2 separate regions of the Homo sapiens genome follow, and region 2 is linked to region 1. The links are chromatin loops, found by intact Hi-C in ENCODE. Cell type or tissue: CD14-positive monocyte. All regions are shown on one strand. Each heading gives the region's core, and the rest is flanking DNA. Links, peaks and the distances in the headings are about the cores only. Region 1 overlaps SCUBE2 (signal peptide, CUB domain and EGF like domain containing 2). Region 2 overlaps SCUBE2 (signal peptide, CUB domain and EGF like domain containing 2).

The links. A loop is a pair of places that touch in the nucleus more often than their neighbours do. Peaks named below come from ENCODE experiments on the same cell type or tissue, not always from the same donor. Only the 100,000 strongest peaks of a DNase experiment are listed, where the experiment ranks them.
Region 2: it touches region 1 in a loop (2.3-fold over the local background); 6 of 110 quality-filtered maps call a loop at or near these places.

The regions. Positions count from the first base shown.
Region 1 is chr11:9,012,198-9,020,934 of GRCh38, reverse strand. It overlaps SCUBE2 (signal peptide, CUB domain and EGF like domain containing 2), which reads left to right. Exons shown (of 23, transcript NM_001367977.2): 23 at 1-1,459. All of the region lies in intron 1 of NRIP3-DT (NRIP3 divergent transcript), which reads right to left. Among named protein-coding and RNA genes, the nearest start is that of NRIP3-DT, 12 kb to the right of the region's middle. In CD14-positive monocyte, for the core only: CTCF peaks have their summits at 4,935 and 5,135 (motif pointing left); DNase peaks (open chromatin) are centred at 2,954, 3,474 and 5,144; H3K27ac peaks cover 1,823 bases.
Region 2 is chr11:9,056,486-9,065,222 of GRCh38, reverse strand. It overlaps SCUBE2 (signal peptide, CUB domain and EGF like domain containing 2), which reads left to right. Exons shown (of 23, transcript NM_001367977.2): 8 at 4,699-4,815; 9 at 5,798-5,920. NRIP3-DT (NRIP3 divergent transcript) reads right to left here. Exons shown (of 3, transcript NR_183663.1): 2 at 5,484-5,615; 3 at 1-691. Among named protein-coding and RNA genes, the nearest start is that of MIR5691, 30 kb to the left of the region's middle. RefSeq lists enhancers at 4,072-4,121, 4,142-4,191 and a silencer at 4,282-4,331. In CD14-positive monocyte, for the core only: CTCF peaks have their summits at 4,276 and 4,477 (motif pointing right); a DNase peak (open chromatin) is centred at 4,242; H3K4me3 peaks cover 1,000 bases; H3K27ac peaks cover 1,480 bases.

The sequences.
Region 1 (8,737 bases), core at 502-8,501:
GACTCATTAGAGTTCAATTTTTATAGATAATACAGATATTTTGGTAAATTGAACTTGGTTTTTCTTTCCCAGCATCGTGGATGTAGACTGAGAATGGCTTTGAGTGGCATCAGCTTCTCACTGCTGTGGGCGGATGTCTTGGATAGATCACGGGCTGGCTGAGCTGGACTTTGGTCAGCCTAGGTGAGACTCACCTGTCCTTCTGGGGTCTTACTCCTCCTCAAGGAGTCTGTAGTGGAAAGGAGGCCACAGAATAAGCTGCTTATTCTGAAACTTCAGCTTCCTCTAGCCCGGCCCTCTCTAAGGGAGCCCTCTGCACTCGTGTGCAGGCTCTGACCAGGCAGAACAGGCAAGAGGGGAGGGAAGGAGACCCCTGCAGGCTCCCTCCACCCACCTTGAGACCTGGGAGGACTCAGTTTCTCCACAGCCTTCTCCAGCCTGTGTGATACAAGTTTGATCCCAGGAACTTGAGTTCTAAGCAGTGCTCGTGAAAAAAAAAAGCAGAAAGAATTAGAAATAAATAAAAACTAAGCACTTCTGGAGACATAATAATGTACATTTATTGCCAGCCTTCCTCGTTGCAAGCTTCCACCCTGCAGCAAATGCACTATGCTGACTCTCGCACCTTCAGCTGTGCCCTCTGACACTCTGCTGGCCATTGCCTGAGGGACTGGGGAGTTCAGGTGAAATGTAATTTCCTCAGTGGATGAGAATCATCAATTGTCATGAAAAGGCGATTTCACCAACCCTGAGTCGGTATTGCCAAGGGTTCTACTCCCCAAGTGGGCTTCCCATCACAAGGGATCTGAGGTCCAGGTGGGTGTGGTGAGGCCCAGCCTGTCATGTATGCCTTCCTTCCCCAGTCTCAAATGTGAGAGACGGACTCTGCTCCGTGGACATGAGCAGCCCCTTGAAGGGTGGTCTCATTCTCTAACAGTAACAGCACTGCCAGAAACACCCCCTGAATGCCACACGATCATCTCACTTTGGGTCAGGCCAGCAGGGCCTCACGATCATTTCTTGAACTTGAATTTTCAGTGTTATTGAATCTTTAAACATTTAAATCCCCAAGCAAAAATCTCATTACAGTGAATAAAAAGGAATCCAATCAAACAAGCCACCACTTCCCTAATGGATGGACTACCTACAACTATAGTGTTTTGTTATTTCAATAACAATTCTATGCACAGCCAATTCTCCATACCAAAGTACTAAAAAAATGTTTAACAAGCATTTTTGAAGAAAACAAAGAGAACTTCATTATGGTTAAACTTGCTTTTCATCTCAGTGTTGCTTTTTTTAACCTGTTAATAACATTGATTCTTAAAAAGTCCTAATCAAACTTCTTTATTTGGATGGGCCCTAAATATTCATTTTCAGATTTCTCTTCAAAAGTTTGAACATCATCATTAAAAAAAAAATAGCATTAAAACAAGCACTTGGACTTTGTTATACTGGAGCTTGGCCTATATTTCTGAGTCTAACCATAAGATGAAAATTCGAATGTCACATAAACCCGAGTTAGTGACCGCACTGATGTGAAGGTGAGATGAGCTGAGCTGCACCATTCTGTCCAGGCATGTTAGCAACTTTGTGCTCATGACTGTGTGATCCTGTCTTGCTGATTTCACAAGAAGGCTAGGGATGGGAATACTCTGGGGGTTGGAAGGAGGCTGCATAAACCCGGTCACTATGGAGGAGCATCCTCCACGGGGCAGCCCCATGCACCAGAGCTGTGTTGCTGGTACACGCACAAACCACTGACGCACAGGAGGTATAAAGAGGAGCTTCCTCTCTATTCCCTCAACTACCTTAAGAGATGCTGTGATCCTGTTGGGGGCTGGCTATCTGGAGATACTATTTCTACCTGCTACATCAATATTTATCAAACTTCTGCCTGGTACTCTAGGCCCTGGGGATGCGGCGATAAGACAGACAAGGTCCCTGCCCTCATGAAGCTTACATTTTAGAGGGAAGAGACAGACAAAGAACAGATAAATCAACATGAAAAGTAGCAGCTAGTGGTAAGAGCTATGTTGAAAATTAAAATAGGTTACTGTAACAGATGATTGTGTGGCTACTTTAGGATTGGGGATTATAGATGGCCTCTATGCGGAAATTACATTTCAATTGAAAACTAAATGGCAAGAAGAAACCAGTCTTGGGAAAATTAGGGGGAAGAGCTTTCCAGAGAGAGGAAAACCAAGTGCAAAGGCTGTCAGGCAGGAGCAACCATTTGTGTATATTGTAGTCTAGTGAGAAGGCAGGTCGTACAAGATGAGGCTAGAGAACCAGACACGGCCAGATCACATCGGGCTTTGGAATCTATAATGAGGGGTTTGAGTTATTTCTAAATATGTTGCAAACTTTTGAATGGATTTAAGCAGAGGAGTGAGATAATCTGATTTATGTTTTAAAAGGGTAGCTGTGGCTACTGTGTGAATAGGAAGCCAGCACGGAGGCAGAGAGAGTTATTCACAGACTACTGCAACAGAACAAGCAGCCATCCAGTTGGCAGATGAAGGTATTGTCTGGATTAGGGTGTTGTAGTGGAGATGAGAGAAGTAGAAGGATTCTGGATGTGTTTTGGGGGACAGTCAACAGAATTTGCTGATGGGGATTGTATGGAAGTGCTGAGGGAAAGAAGGAAGTCAAAGATGACTCCTAGTTGCCTAAGAAACTGGTAGATGGAGGAGACTAGGAGGAGCAGGTTCGGGATATGCAGCAGTTTTAAAACATGTTTGCAAATTCTTTGAGGTTCCTTCCATGGACAGTTGGGGTCTGTGTCACCTCCCCTTGACTCTGGGCTCTGTGACTGCTTGACCAATATTAACATGGCAGAAGTAATGCTTTACGAGGCCCAGGGCTTAAGACACTAGCAGCTTCCACTTCCTCTCCTTAGGACACTCACACTTGAAACTCAGTCACCACGTCATGAGGAAGCAAGCCATAACAGCCTGTGGAGAGGCCATGTGGAGAGGAACCACAGTCCCTCCACCCACCGGCCAGGCTGAGCTTCCAGGCGACAGCCAGCAAAACTTGCCAGCTGCGTGAGTAAGCCATCTTGGAAAGGGATTCTCCAGCTGCTCCAGCTGACACTTCATGGAGCAGTCCTCATTGAACCACAGAAAAATTAGAGATTTGTGTGCAAAATTAATGATTATTATCTTAAATGATTGATAGGTTTTGAGGTGACTTCTTATGCAGTAATATAACAGTGAAAAGGGGAGATGGTTAAGAGTTCCATTTTGGCCATTCTAGGTTCTAGGTGCCTATCATATGTCCAACTGGAGGGTTCAAATAGGCAAATGGTTATACAAAGCCCCAGGAGAGGTCAGGGCTGGAATATAAGTTTTAATGTCACAGAGTAAAGGCATGAGACTTTACCCCGGTTAAGGTCACCTGGGAAACATGTAAATAAAAGAAGACCGGGGAACTCTTAATTCTGGGATTTCCTGTGTGGGCACAGGAACCAGGACTTTGAGGAGCTGCGTATTAAGTAAACAGGAAGAGGTCAGAGCTGAGCTTCCATCTTCCCTCCAAGAGAGCTAGTTCTATGGGTGAACCCTGAATGGGCATGGATCTGTACAGTCCTTCCTTCTAGCTGTAGATATTGTTCTTTAGCCATTTACTGAAGTGCTGCATCTATGGATTTAACAACATCTCCCTTGAATTTCCAATGCTAATAAAAAAGTGTTTGCCTTTTCACACTAACAGACAATTATCTTCACTTTGGAAAATTGCTTCCTCTGAATCATGCCCTGAGCTGTTAAGTGTGTCGTCTGTAGGCACTCACTGGATTTAGGTTTGCAGGTGATATTAAAATGTCATGTGGCAACCTGGAAAAGGCAGTGGCTGCACAGCACAGTGCAAGGACTTGCTTACCCTCCGGCAGATCTTTGCAGGAAGATGCACCGGAGCTGTTGCCTGCAGCTGACCACCACAGCTGGTGGGCCTATGTGCTGGAAAACCCAGGGGTCATTCCAGGCCCAGCTGTAATCTTCTTAGCCCTGAAGAGATGCCTCTTACTGTCAGCATCTCTGCTTCTTTTCACACAGCAGGATACGTCTTGGAGCCTTACTCAAGTCTGCACTACTTCTAGCCAGCATTTGGGAGGCAAATGGACTAGCTGAGGCTGGAGTAAAGCAGTTCCTCACCAAGTTGAGGGAATCTTGTTGCATACGGCCCTCTAGCTAGGCAAGCCATCAGCTGCCTACAATTTAAGGTCCTGGGAGTGGCCAGTAGGGGCCCATCCACAGAAACTTAGAGGCCTTGGTGAGGCTTCATTTCTGTGACCATCTTCCATTCCAGGGGCTTGTGAGCCCAGCTCAGAGGTGTCCTAATATTTGTAGTGCCCTGCCTCCTTCTCCCTTCAGGCAGTCTCGATCAGCCTGCAGGAGACCACCCTTAGGGACCTGTTAACACAGCAAGGCTGCTCCTGTGATCCATGTCAGTGATATAGCCATGAAGATATCACTACTCAGCAGGGAGCACTTTCCAGAGAACACAGTGGCATCAAAATAGATTTAGAAAATGAAACCACTCTAATATAGGCAGTTTGCCTTAGTTGAATAAAAGCGATACAAATTAAACCTACCTACTGCAAGCAATGACAGTAACTCAGTAGTGCTTGGTTTTCAGAGTATCTCATAAAGGGGATGCAACTACAGACCTTAGTTACTAATAATTTCTTATTATGTTTTTGGTCATTCATTCATTTATGCAACATATATTTATGGAGAGCCTATTAAGTGCTAGACATTGTAGGAGCCAGGGATACTGCAGGGAGCAAAAGAAGCTCCCTGCTCTTGTGGAATTTAGGTTCCAGTCTGGGGAGACAGACAATAAACAAATGAACATATACTGTAAAGTCAAGTAGTGATGAGTGGTATAAATAAGGAAGGGCTAAAGGACAGAGAATGAGGAGGTGGTGGGAGGGAGCTGCTGTCTTAGGATGAGCTCATCATTAGAGTCATGAATCCAGGCCCCTCCTAGAGCACTGGCTCCTCAAACCAAGCCTGGCAGCACTGGCCCTGGCAAGCTCCTTTATCCGCCCAGCAAGACCTTGGCATTTCATGTCAAGCCAAGCTGACCAAAGCTTCAAGCTGTGAACAAGCCATTTGGCAGTTCCTCGAACAGGTGCCACCTAGTGGTTGCAATATGGAGTCGACCTGTGTTTCTGTCTCCCGTCCCACTGCCTCAGACCTTACATGCCCATAATTCAAGACAAGATCTTACCCAAGGGGCCCTGGGGACTAGGGCTGTGATTTGACAACTGATTGGTCGCATGTTGTTTGACACAGCCCTCGGAGTTTATTTTGTTTAGATATTTTCCTTTTTTCTCTGCTTGGCAGAGAAAAACTAGTGACCAAGTCCAAACTCATTGATCTAGGTCATTTCAAACTATCAACAACGCTCTGAATCTCACATACAAACACCGCATATTCATGCATTCACTGTTACGGTCTAGGCACCAGGGTAGGCTGGATATATAGTCCTGAGTCAGAAGGGAAAAGGAGTTGAAGGAATGATGAGGACAAAATCTACTCCTCAATTATAATCTTGCATGTTTTACCACTTTGTAGTTCCAGGAGCTCCCTACCACACTCCCCTGCCTTGGATTGTTCTCTGATCCTACACAGTATCCTAGGACTGAAGGATAATTTTGGGCCACAGGTTGAAGTTTTCTGTCTTTTCCCTACAAAACGCAAAAAGTAGAAATACAAGCCTACCTCAAATTTGAGCTTCGGTGCTGGCTTTGCCTTATTACATGTGTGGCAGTTGAAAAAAATTAACAGCTGCTAAGCAGGAATTGGAACCAATGCCCCAGAGAAGACAGAGCCCAGTAATGTCTGAAGCAGCATGCACAGCAGAACAGCATGGAGGTACAGAGTGTGAGCTTGTGGTGAACCCTGGCCAAGCCTGCTAAGTGCGGCCCTCTGCAGCCTTGTGGGTAACCTATCCTGTGTGACCACAAATTGGTCATCAGCACACACTGTCAATGCAGCGGTGTGTGTGTGATGCCTGATCATGCTATAAAACTGTGGACAGTGTAGCACATTGGAACCCCAATGTTACTTCCAGGTGACTTGGCTTGAAGAAGTCAGCTTTTAGCAGCCACATCAGGTACCTAAACTGGAGTTTTAAGTAATGCAGGTGCCAAGTATAAGAGGTTTGATAGGGCCAGGCACGGTGGCTCATGCCTGTAGTCCCAGCACTTTGGGATGTCAAGGCGGGTGGATCATTTGAGGTCAGGAGTTCAAGACCAGGCTGGCCAACATGGTGAAACCCTGTATCTACTAGAAATACAAAAATTAGCCGGGCGGTAGTGGCGCATGCCTGTAATCCCAGCTACTCGAGAGGCTGAGGCAGGAGAATTGCTTGAGCCTGGGAAGCAGAGGTTGCGGTGAGCCGAGATCGTGCCACTGCACTCCAGCCTTGGCAACAGAGTGAGATGCTGTCTCAAAAACAAAAAACAAAACAATTTAAAAAAAGAGGCTTGATAAACCATCACTAAGGCTCCCCATGAGGAACTGGGATGACTCAAACAGCATCACTCACCCAGTACCCCCCGGGCCCAGTATTCCTAATGTACTTCTCTGAAAATGCATTATCTACATTTATCACACTGATAGGTGCCTTCTCTAAGATTTATGATTCATAATGCTCATATTCTCCAAGACTCCCATTATGTCCTTTACGGTACCTGGATTTGTATCCCAGTTCTGCCACTTATTAGCTATGTGACCTTGTGGAAGTTATTTAACTTCTCTGTGCCTCAGTTTCTTCATGTGGTAAATAAAGATAATGATAGTACCTACAAGATAGAGCTGTTTTGAGAATTAAATGAGTTAATACCTGGAAAACTCTTGAAACATTGCCTGGCATGTAGTAAGGGCCCAATAAACGTTAACTGTCATCCTCATCGTTACATTTCACTTCTTGAGACTTTAGAAGTTAAACCCAAGAAACATTCTTTAAAGGGGTTCACTCTCTGCTGGGTTTCCCCATTTCACTGAGATGGAAAGTTCTTTAGTCACAGTTTTTCTAGTGGGGTATGTCCTAGCAACAGAAAAATTAAAGCTTGAAGTAGGAATGAAAGGCTATGATGCCTGATTTGGGTTCTCACACAAGGCCTTCCAAACACCCGTGTCCTCCTGAGCTGGGAAGGTAAAATGAGCTCTTCCAATCGCCTGAGCTTCTCTTAGGTCAGGGACGGCACAGACACAAGTGCACATACACAGCGCAGCCTCTCAATCCTTCATTTTTTCTGAGTTCCAATCCTCAGCCCCTGGTATGTGAGGATCACAGTACATCTCCTTGCTGAGCCCAGAAGCACATGTTTTCCAGAACTGCCTATTTCTATTCGATGTTTCCAGCATGGCAACATCCAACTTCAGAGTCCAAGAAGGCAGTACTCAGGTCTCTAGGCAGGCAAGGTCAATGAAGACACTCACTGTGGCAAGGTGTGAATAATTTGCATGAAACCTGTGGTCATTGAAACAAAGCCCCTTTTTGAGACATGAGGACACAGGCCTGGCCAAGGTGGGTCTGACCACTGTGCAGCATGTGCCAGGGAGAGTACAGAACTCAAAGTGCAATGTGCTAACGGAGTGTAGACAGACTGAAAAGAGTGAATTTCATTTTTTTAAACATCATGAATGAGATAGGAAAAAAGCCAGTAATTATACAGCAGAGAAATCAGGCAATACCTTGACCAGATGATCAAAATTAGCATGTCCAATAAAGGACAGATGGATATCATGTGCCTACAGATGTGATAGCCTGAGAAGAACGTACCATCACCTATACTGTACTCAAGCCAAAAATGCATCACCTCAATCTCAATACAAGGAAAATGCAGACAAACACAAAATGAAGAATGCTCTATTTTAAAAAGGGGAGGGAAGTTGAAAAACAACTTGCACATCAGTGAAATTTTAAAGCTTGTGTGCTTCAAAAGACACTATTAAGAAGTGAAAAGGTAGCCCATGGAATGGTAGAAAATGTTTGTAAATCATATATCTGACAAGAGACTAATAGCTACAATATGTAAAGAGTTCTTACAAGTCAATAATAATGAGACAAATCACTCAATTAAAAATGGACAGAGGAGGCTGGGCATGTTGGCTCACACCTGTAATCCCAGCACTTTGGGAGGCCGAGGCAGGTGGATCATGAGATCAGGAGACTGAGACCATCCTGGCTAATACAGTGAAACCCTGTCTCTACTAAAAATACAAAAAATTAGCCAGGCGTGGTGGTGGGCACCTGTGGTCCCAGCTACTCGGGAGGTTGAGGCAGGAGAATGCCGTGAACCCAGGGGGCGGAGCTTGCAGTGAGCCGAGGTCACGCCACTGCACTCCAGCCTAGGCGACAGAGCGAGACTCTGTCTCAAAAAAAAAAAAAAAAAAAAAGAAGATGGACAGAGGATTTTAATAGACATGTTTCCAAAGAAGACAAACAAATGACCAATAAGCACCTGAAAAGATGCTTAACATCATTAGTCATCAGGGAAACACAAATCAGAACCATAATGAGATACCATCTCAACCTCACTAGCATGGCTATAATAAAAAAGACAGATGGTAAAAAGTGTTGAAGAGGATGTGAAGAAATTGGAACCCTCATACACTGCTGGTGGAGATGCAGAATGGTGCAGCTGCTTTGGAGAGTAGTCTGTTAATTCCTCAAAAGTCACACGGGCTACCATGTGACCCAGCAATTCTACTCCAGG
Region 2 (8,737 bases), core at 284-8,283, 45 kb before region 1:
TGAGATTTGAGTGGGGACATAAAGCCTGGCCATATCAGTTGGGATGCTCAATTAAGATAATAATATGGAAAGGTGCCCAGAGTCCAGTGCCTGGGACTGAGTGGGTGGTCAGTGAAGTCAGCTGTCTTCCTCTGAAGCAGCCTCTAGCTCAGAATGGCAGCTAGTCTTTTTTTGTGTCCACTGAGTCTTCTATTTCTGACTCAGCTGATGATAATAGTAGAAGAGATGAATGGAGAGGGGCAACACTTGGCTGTGGGACAAGGGAAGACCTGCCTGAAGGTCCAGCGGTCAAGCTGGAGATGAGCAGAAATAGAGGTGGTCATGGGGGTGGGAGTCAGACAGATCCTTTGGTGCGTTACTCCTTCTGGAGAAAGTCTGGCTCAACCTAAACAAAACCCATCTTTTGACAGTTTCTGGATTTAACAGTCAGGCAACATATCATACAGCCATTGGTTACCAAGCAGGTAACCTTTCCGAGCTCTTTTCTGCTCTTTAGAAATTATAAATTTTCATTGTCTTAAGTGAAAATAGTACAAATGAGTAACATAAACGCTTAATTACTTCTAGGCTTGTAATGAAACTCATCATTTCCTTGTCTCATAACTTCCCATTTCCTCATCCCATTTGCCAGAGGCAACAATAGTCAATTCTTCGAGCTGTTTCTTCTTCTGGCTCCTCCTCCCCCATATTTCTGAAAAAAATGAAGGGTATACAGTTATTTTTTTCTTCTTTTCTTTTCTTTTTTTTTTTTTTTTAAGACAGAGTCTCACTCTGTTGCCCCCAGGCTGGGGTGCTGTGGTGTGATCATATCTCACTGCAACCTCCGCCTCCCAGGCTCAAGCGATTCTCTCACCTCAGCTTCCTGAGTAGCTGGACTACAGGCATGTGCCACTGCGCCTGGCTAATATTTGTATTTTTTGTAGAGACAGGGTTTTGCCCTGTTGCCCAGGCTGGTCTCGAACTCCTGGGCTCTAGCGATCTGCCTACCTTGGCCTCCCAAAGTGTTTGGATTACACGTGTGAGCCTTCATGCCTGGCCCTACAGTTACTTCTTGATGTGTCTGTTTTAGATGGTAGCTTTTAACTTCCTATTATGAAAGACTAGGATTTAGCTCTCACTGCTTCCCCCCGCAATACACACACACACACACCTGACCTCTCCCTATACCCTTAATATTGTTGTCTCACAATTTAAATCAATATTATGTGCTTACATTATTCTGACTTTGAATATCTAAATACGATTCACCTGAGTCATGTAACGTGCTATGATTATATTTTCTTTGTTTGCTTAGTTTTCTAAGTACCTCTTACCAATTCTTTTGCAAATTTCAGACAAAGCTGTAAAATACTTTTCAATGTGTTCAAATATAGTGTAGGTAACTAATCAAATCAATTTTCTTGGTGAAAAAGTTTCCTCGGAGGCTTCCAGCCTGCCCTAGCAGGGCCTGGCTGTCTTGGCTGAGTGCATGTCTCTCATCTGGGCATTCACCATCAGCCTACAATTCCCTTTGCCGCTCTCCTGTTGGGTGGATCCTATGTCTTGTCTCTCATTAGTTTATCCGGCGAATGAGATAGAGGTATTTAAAAATTTGCATGCCTGAAAATGCCTTTATATTCTACCTGCACCCTTTATTGAGAATTTGGCTCAGTGTAGAATTCAGAGTTGGAAAGAATTTTCCATCACTGTTTTGAAGTTAGTGCTCCATTGTTTTCAAGAATGCAGAGTTGTTTTGAGAAGTCTAAAATCATTTTTATTCTTGATCCTTTGTGTGAAACCTGTGAAAGCTTCTCTCTGAAAGCTTCCAGGATCTTCTCCTCCTTCCCAGTGATCTGAAGTTTTACAATAATGTTCCTTATTGTGGGATTTTGCCCACCTATTTTTAGTACTTTTCAATATGAACATTCAAGTCCCTTTGTTCTGAGAAATTTTCTTACATTCTTTTCTTTGATAAATTTCTTTTTCTTTCTTTTTTTTGAGACAGAGTCTTGTTCTGTCGCCCAGGCTGGAGTCCAGTGGTGCAATCTTGGTTCACTACAACCTCCACCTCCCAGGTTCAAGTGACTTTCCTGCCTCAGCCTCCCCAGTAGCTGAGACTACAGGCACATGCCACCATGCCTGGCTAATTTTTTTTTTTGTATTTTTAGTAGAAAAGGGATTTTGCTATGTTGGCCAGGCTGGTCTCAACCTCCTGGCCTATGTGACCCACCTGTCTCGTCCTCTCAAAGTGCTGGGATTACAGGCATGAGCCACCGCACCCGTCTTCTTTGATAAATTTCTTCACTCCATTTTCTCTGTTCTTTCCCTCCGGAACTCCTGTTAGCTGGCTGTGGTAACTCCTGGATTGACCCCCTAATTTTTTTTTTTTTCTTTTCTCTCCCTTGTATTTTTATTCTTTTTCTTTTCTCTCCTTTGTATTTTTGTTCTACTTTCTAGGAGAGTTTTCATTTTTTTCTTCTAATCTTTGCACAGGATAAAGTTTTCGTTTTCATGTTTTAATTTTTCAGGCATTTTACTTTGGCCTTTGGTTTTAGGAACCTGCTCTTATTTCATGGATGCTTTTCTTGTCCCCCTGAGGAAATTAATTACGAGATTTTAACTCCTCTTCTGTTCTCTAGATTATCTTTGTTTCCTCCAGGTTTCTTTTTCCCCGTTGGTTTGATCTGGTATATTCATTCCGTATTAGAGGCTTTCCAGAAATGTCTAGTGATTCTTGACCGACTTTTCATATTTAACAGTAAAATACTAAAAAGCCAATTGGATATTCTATTGATTTGTGGGCTTCATGTTTGGGTGACGAGGCAGTGACATAGCCATTTCATCTGGAGATCCTCGAATGCTAATATCGTTAGGTCTTTTTGCTTGGGCAGGTCAATTTAGCCGGAGAGGAGTCCTTCAACCACCTGCCTGTAGGCTTGGCTGCTAGCATCCTGGGTTGCAGTGTTGTTTCAACATAGCTTTTTGGAACTTTCAATGGCTGTTATTTTAACATAGCTTTTGGAATTTTCAATGGCTTTAAATCTGCCAGTAGGGAGCTGAAGGAGTTGGGGGAAGAGGGATGAGGGTTAGAGATCTCTTTTTCAGGGTATAGACTTTCACCTGATGGTGACACCCTCTCCTCCTCTGCTATTCCTGGTGCCCTTGAGCCTGGTACCTCTCTGGTCCAGACTTCTCTGCTATAGCCAGAATAGGAGAAGGGTAGTCACATGACTATGTGGAGTTAAGGAGGAGCTCTGGGGTTTATCTCTTTCATATGTAGACTCTCCATAATCTTCCTGTTCTTAACTCCGTCCTCATTTCTGCCTCTAGAATAACTTGATACCTCCAATTCCTGAGTCTTTCTGGGACTCTGGGGCTCACAGGAGTTTACCAGCTGTTGGCACCCCCTCTGCAGACTGCTAGGATCTAGCTTTCTTCTACGCCAGATACTGCTCTCCTGCTAACATGTCACTTCCAGAATGTTTGACATCTTTTATCTATTGTCTTTTCTCCTATTTTCTTTGTCCTTAAGGATTTATACTTTAAAAAATCAATTGATTCTCATATTCGTGAGGTTTTGAAAGGAACAGAGATAAACATACATGTACTATCTGCATATTTAATTAGGATTAAGCTTGTTCCCTTTAGGGTTCCTTCTTTTTTTTTTTTTTTCTTTTCTTTTCTTGAGACAGGGTCTCGCTGTATTGCTCAGGCTGGAGTGCAGTGGCACAAACATGGCTCACTGCACCCTTGACCTCCTGGGCTCAAGTGATCTTCCTGCTTCAGCCTCCCGAGTAGCTGGGACCACAGGTGTGCGTCACCAGGCCTCGCTAATTTTTTAAAATTTGTGTAGAGATGGGGGTCTCACCACGTGGCCCAGGCTGGTCTTGAACCCCTGGGCTCAGGTGATCCTCCTGCCTCAGCCTCCCAAAGTGTTGGGATTACAGGGGTAAGCCACCACCCTCGCCACCACCCCCCACCCCCAGCCTTTAAAGTGAGGTAGCTATGGTAGAAAAATCATGTTTCTGGGTGCCTAGATGCTAACAATTCAATGAATGTTGAATAGCACTTGTCTATTACTTGGACTAACTGTATGAGATACAGAACTAGAAGGCTGTTTGCTTATTGTTCCTCATCTCCATTGTTGCAATTTAACAATTGTGGCTTATTTTTCACGTGGTTATGACAGGGCTTTCTCCTTTCAGGGAAAGTGAAACTTCAAATTTGAGTAAATTGGCAGTTGCAAGGATGAAGTCAGTAGTCTACAACAAGGCAGTGGTTGGGGCGGCGATGCTTACCCACTCTTGCTTTGCCCATTACTCATATCGAAAGGAGAAGGTTCAAGATTAAGAAAGGACCATCCCCTTTGCCCTGTTCTGCACTCACCTCTAGCCTGCCAGATGTGGTCCTACTTAGGTTGCTGGCTGCAGATCAGCAGGAACTTTCAGTGGCTTTAAATTTGCCAGTAGGGGGAGTGGCTCTGCAGATTGGGAGACATCTTTATCCCTCTGGTCACCCTGACAGTCTTCCTCAGAAACTAGAACTCATTTAGGGGGGTGGGAGGAGCTGCACCTGCTCTCCCTCTAGCCCATCTGCAGGTAGCAGAGACTTGGGGTATGACCATGAGTACCCCACCATGCTTCTTGGCTTCTGTGACCTTCGTCAGCTGTATCAGCACTTCTTTGGGAAGCTAATTGTCTTTTCTTACCTCCTTGCCAGAAACGTGTGCTGTCAACAATGGAGGCTGTGACCGCACCTGTAAGGATACTTCGACAGGTGTCCACTGCAGTTGTCCTGTTGGATTCACTCTCCAGTTGGATGGGAAGACATGTAAAGGTAGCCTTCACCTCCCCAGGGAGACTGGGTGCCCTGTTATGGAGGGAGGGCCCATGCCGCTAACATATGGGGATAAAGGCAACATACCCTCCATACCCCACGTGACTCGAGATTTGCTTATGATTCATATCAATGGGAGCTTTTTCCCCCTGGGCTAGTGGAAGGTTATAACTGAGTAAGCTTAATTAGAACCAACACTTAATTACACTAATTGTTGAGGAGGTCAGCCTCTACAAGCATCAAATAATTCATTTCAGACAGTGGCCTTATTAGAAAAAGGCAGTTAAAGGAAGCATTCATTTGCAGGAGATAATATCAACATATCATACATAATAGCCTAGAGATTATTATATAAATAACAGTCAAGATGATTATCCAGAGGACTTAATGAATAACTGTACCATTAACTTTTACTGATGAAGAGCGACCCCAATGACTTGCTCATATTTCATGGGCAAGAGTACAAAGGATTAGCCCTTTAGCATGATAAAAAGTAGATAACCAATTGCCAGACGAAACTGGGAAAAGATAAGATTGAGTATCAGGAATCATTTTAAAACATTGAGGCTATTTGATCATTGTGTAATTTGCCAAAACAAATGCTCTAGTCCTTTATAGCTTTAATCATTAAACTTGAATACATAGTGTACTAAAGAGACCCATCTTACCTTGAGAGAGCAATACAAAGATGAGAATATAACAGGACGTCATCATTCTTTCCCAGAGTTTGTTTCCTTAATGCCAATCAAGGGCATCATAAGTCAGCGTTCTCAAGACGATGAAACACTTGTCTTTCAAAACTGGTTAAGCCAGATAAGAAAACATGTATAAGGTTAAAAACATCAGCAAACATTCTTAAATGCTTTTGTGAGTCTTTTTCTTAATTTCAGAGACTAATGAACACACACAATGGCCCTTCAGGGAGTTGTGGGAAATGAGGCAAGTATTGCTCTCTGATATGCCCAATGCTTTCCTGTTGCAGATATTGATGAGTGCCAGACCCGCAATGGAGGTTGTGATCATTTCTGCAAAAACATCGTGGGCAGTTTTGACTGCGGCTGCAAGAAAGGATTTAAATTATTAACAGATGAGAAGTCTTGCCAAGGTATGTGCTGAAAACATAGCTGTGCTGCGCAATGGCCCACAGGTTGGAGCAGAGAGAACGTAGCACCCTCCTGGCAGAGACTGGCTTATCAGGCTTCTTGACAGGGCCACTAATCCAATCTCCTTCCTAGGCTTCACTCATTTCATCTATTAGGTAAAATAAAAACACTGATGTAGCTCACAGGTGTATTTGGAAATTAAGCTGTTAATGGTTAGAGAACACCTTAAAGAACCCATCGATGTGATGACAGCAGAGCTCACTGCTAGAAATGGAATGGAAAACAGAATGCAAATGGGGTTCCAGTGGGGTGTTGAGATTATGAATAATTTTCCTTTTCTAAAATTTCCTTTAATGTTATTGAATTTATCACAAAAGTTGGTGGCAAAGTCTGTAGATTTAGTTAACATACCTCCCTAGCAAAAACTTGGAGTTAACCCATGATCAAGATTATGTACCAATTGGTCTCTTTCTTATAGCACTTGTTTTTTTAATTTTTTAATTATTTATTTATTTACAGACAGAGTCTCACTCTGTTGCCCAGGCTGGAGTGCAGTGGCATCATCTTGGTTCACTGCAACCTCCGCCTTCCTGGGTTCTAGCAATTCTCCTGCCTCAGCCTCCCGAGTAGCTGGGATTACAGGCATCTGCCACCATGCTCAGCTAATTTCTGAATTTTTTTTTTTTTTTTTTTTTTTTTTTTTTTTTTTGAGACAGAGTCTCGCTCTGTCACCCAGGCTGGAGTGCAGTGGAGCTATCTTGGCTCACTGCAACCTCCGCCTCCCAGGTTCAAGCGATTCTCCTGCCTCAACCTCCTGAGTATCTGGGACTACAGGTGCGCACCATCACACCCGGCTAATTTTTGCATTTTTAGTAGAGACGGGGTTTCCCTATGTTGGTCAGGCTGGTCTTGAACTCCTGACCTCATGATCTGCCTGCCTCGGCCTCCCAAAGTGCTGAGATTACAGGTGTGAGCCACTGCGCCTGGCCAATTTCTGAATTTTTAGTAGAGTCAGGGTTTCACTGTGTTGGCCAGGCTGGTCTCGAATTCCTAACCTCAGGTGATCCGCCCTCCTAGGCCTCCCAAAGTGCTGGGATTACAGGCGTGGGCCACCGCACCTGGCCCAGCACTTGCTTTAAACCATCAGCCTTTGATCTTTGAAGAGAGGGAAGGCAGAGAGGGAGGGGGAGGGCTTGTGGGGAGGAGATGCTTGTTGATCCTTAGAGAGGATTTCAGACCCCTTCTCAAACACATCCTTCCCATATAAGGGCTGCAGCAAGGAGACTTCTCTAGGTAGCAGTTGTTGTTAGTATTAGCAGCTGTTTTGGGTGGGGGAAAGCTGTTTTCTATTTTTAGATGAGCACCTTCCCTTTGATATGCAGAAGAAGTTCTCAGGAAAGATGTGCTGTAATGTATTCTTGCTCCATTTTTGGGAATAAGGACTAATTTATTTTGTTAGAAATCTCAGAATTAGGCTGGGTGTGGTGGCTCACACTGTAATCTCAGCACTTTGGGAGGCTGAGGCAGGTCGATCACTTGTGGCCAGGAGTTTGAGACTAGTCTGGCCAACACGGCAAAACCCCGTCTCTACTAAAAATACAAAAATTAGGTGGGGGCATGGTGGAGGGCGCGGTGGCGGGCACCTGTAATCCCAGCTACTCAGGAGGCTGAGACACCAGAATCGCTTGAACCCAGGAAGCAGAGGTTGCAGTAAGTCGAGATCATGCCCACGCACTCCAGCCTGGGGGATAGAGCGAGACTCCATCTCAAAAAAAAAAAAAAAAAAATCAGAATTAAATAAAAATCAGAGTATCAGATTTCATCTTAGATAACAAAGATGTAGCATTACCTTTTTACAAAAATATTATGGTGTGATGTTTGTTTTGTTTTTCTCTTGGTTTGTTCTTAATGCATAATTTGTCAGGCAGTTCAAGTATATTCCTCTTTAAATTCAGTAAGTTAATTCTAGATAATTATTGTGTGGTTTTCTTCAGTTTGACTTGGAAAGCAAATTTGCTGTTCCACATAATGTTTCCTAGTGTATAGAGCAGGCAATACTGTTGAAGCTGTGTAAACACATTAAAAAGGAATTAGAAAAGTGATCTCATTATTTTTGGCAAAGCAAAAGCCCATACTGAGCAGCCAAAGTCAGCTACTGAACAAGTGCACTTTCTCGACAACTGGCTGATATTAATAACAGATTTCATAAAATGGCATCAATTCCTAGGGAAGAAACTAGGTTTTTCTCATTTTTCACTGATCGGTCTTGGTAGAACAAATACTTGCACAGAACAAATTTACTGAAGAAATGCCAGGATTTCTGGGAAAAGCTAGGGATGAAGAGGTTTTGCAAGAATTTGCCCTTTTTTATTTTGCTTTTTCATTCTTCCTGTTCCTTCCACATTTTTGCCTTTTATTAACATAGTTTCTCATGGCACACTCGGTGTTGAAAAAAGTGGTCTAGCAGTGGTCTAGTTGGCTTCGACTGAGTGCGGCACTGGTCCTGGTTTATCCATTTGGAGACACAAGTCGTAACTATGTTAAAATCCTCCAGAGTTCAGGGAGTGAAGCACTCAAATTCCAGCCTACAAGAAAGAGGTTGAGGGCCAGACCCAGGGAAAGAGATGCTGAGATGGACAAATGCAGCCTCCTGAGGCTGCTGTGCATGACCCCCGCTGCAGCCAAGGAGGCTTCCACACTGAACCAGGAGGCTAGCAGACTCATAGGACTGGCACATAGGGGAGGAGCAAAACCAAGGCATCGGCCAAAAGCATCCAATGTGGAGCTGAACTACCACATTTCAGGGCCTGCAAAGAGAA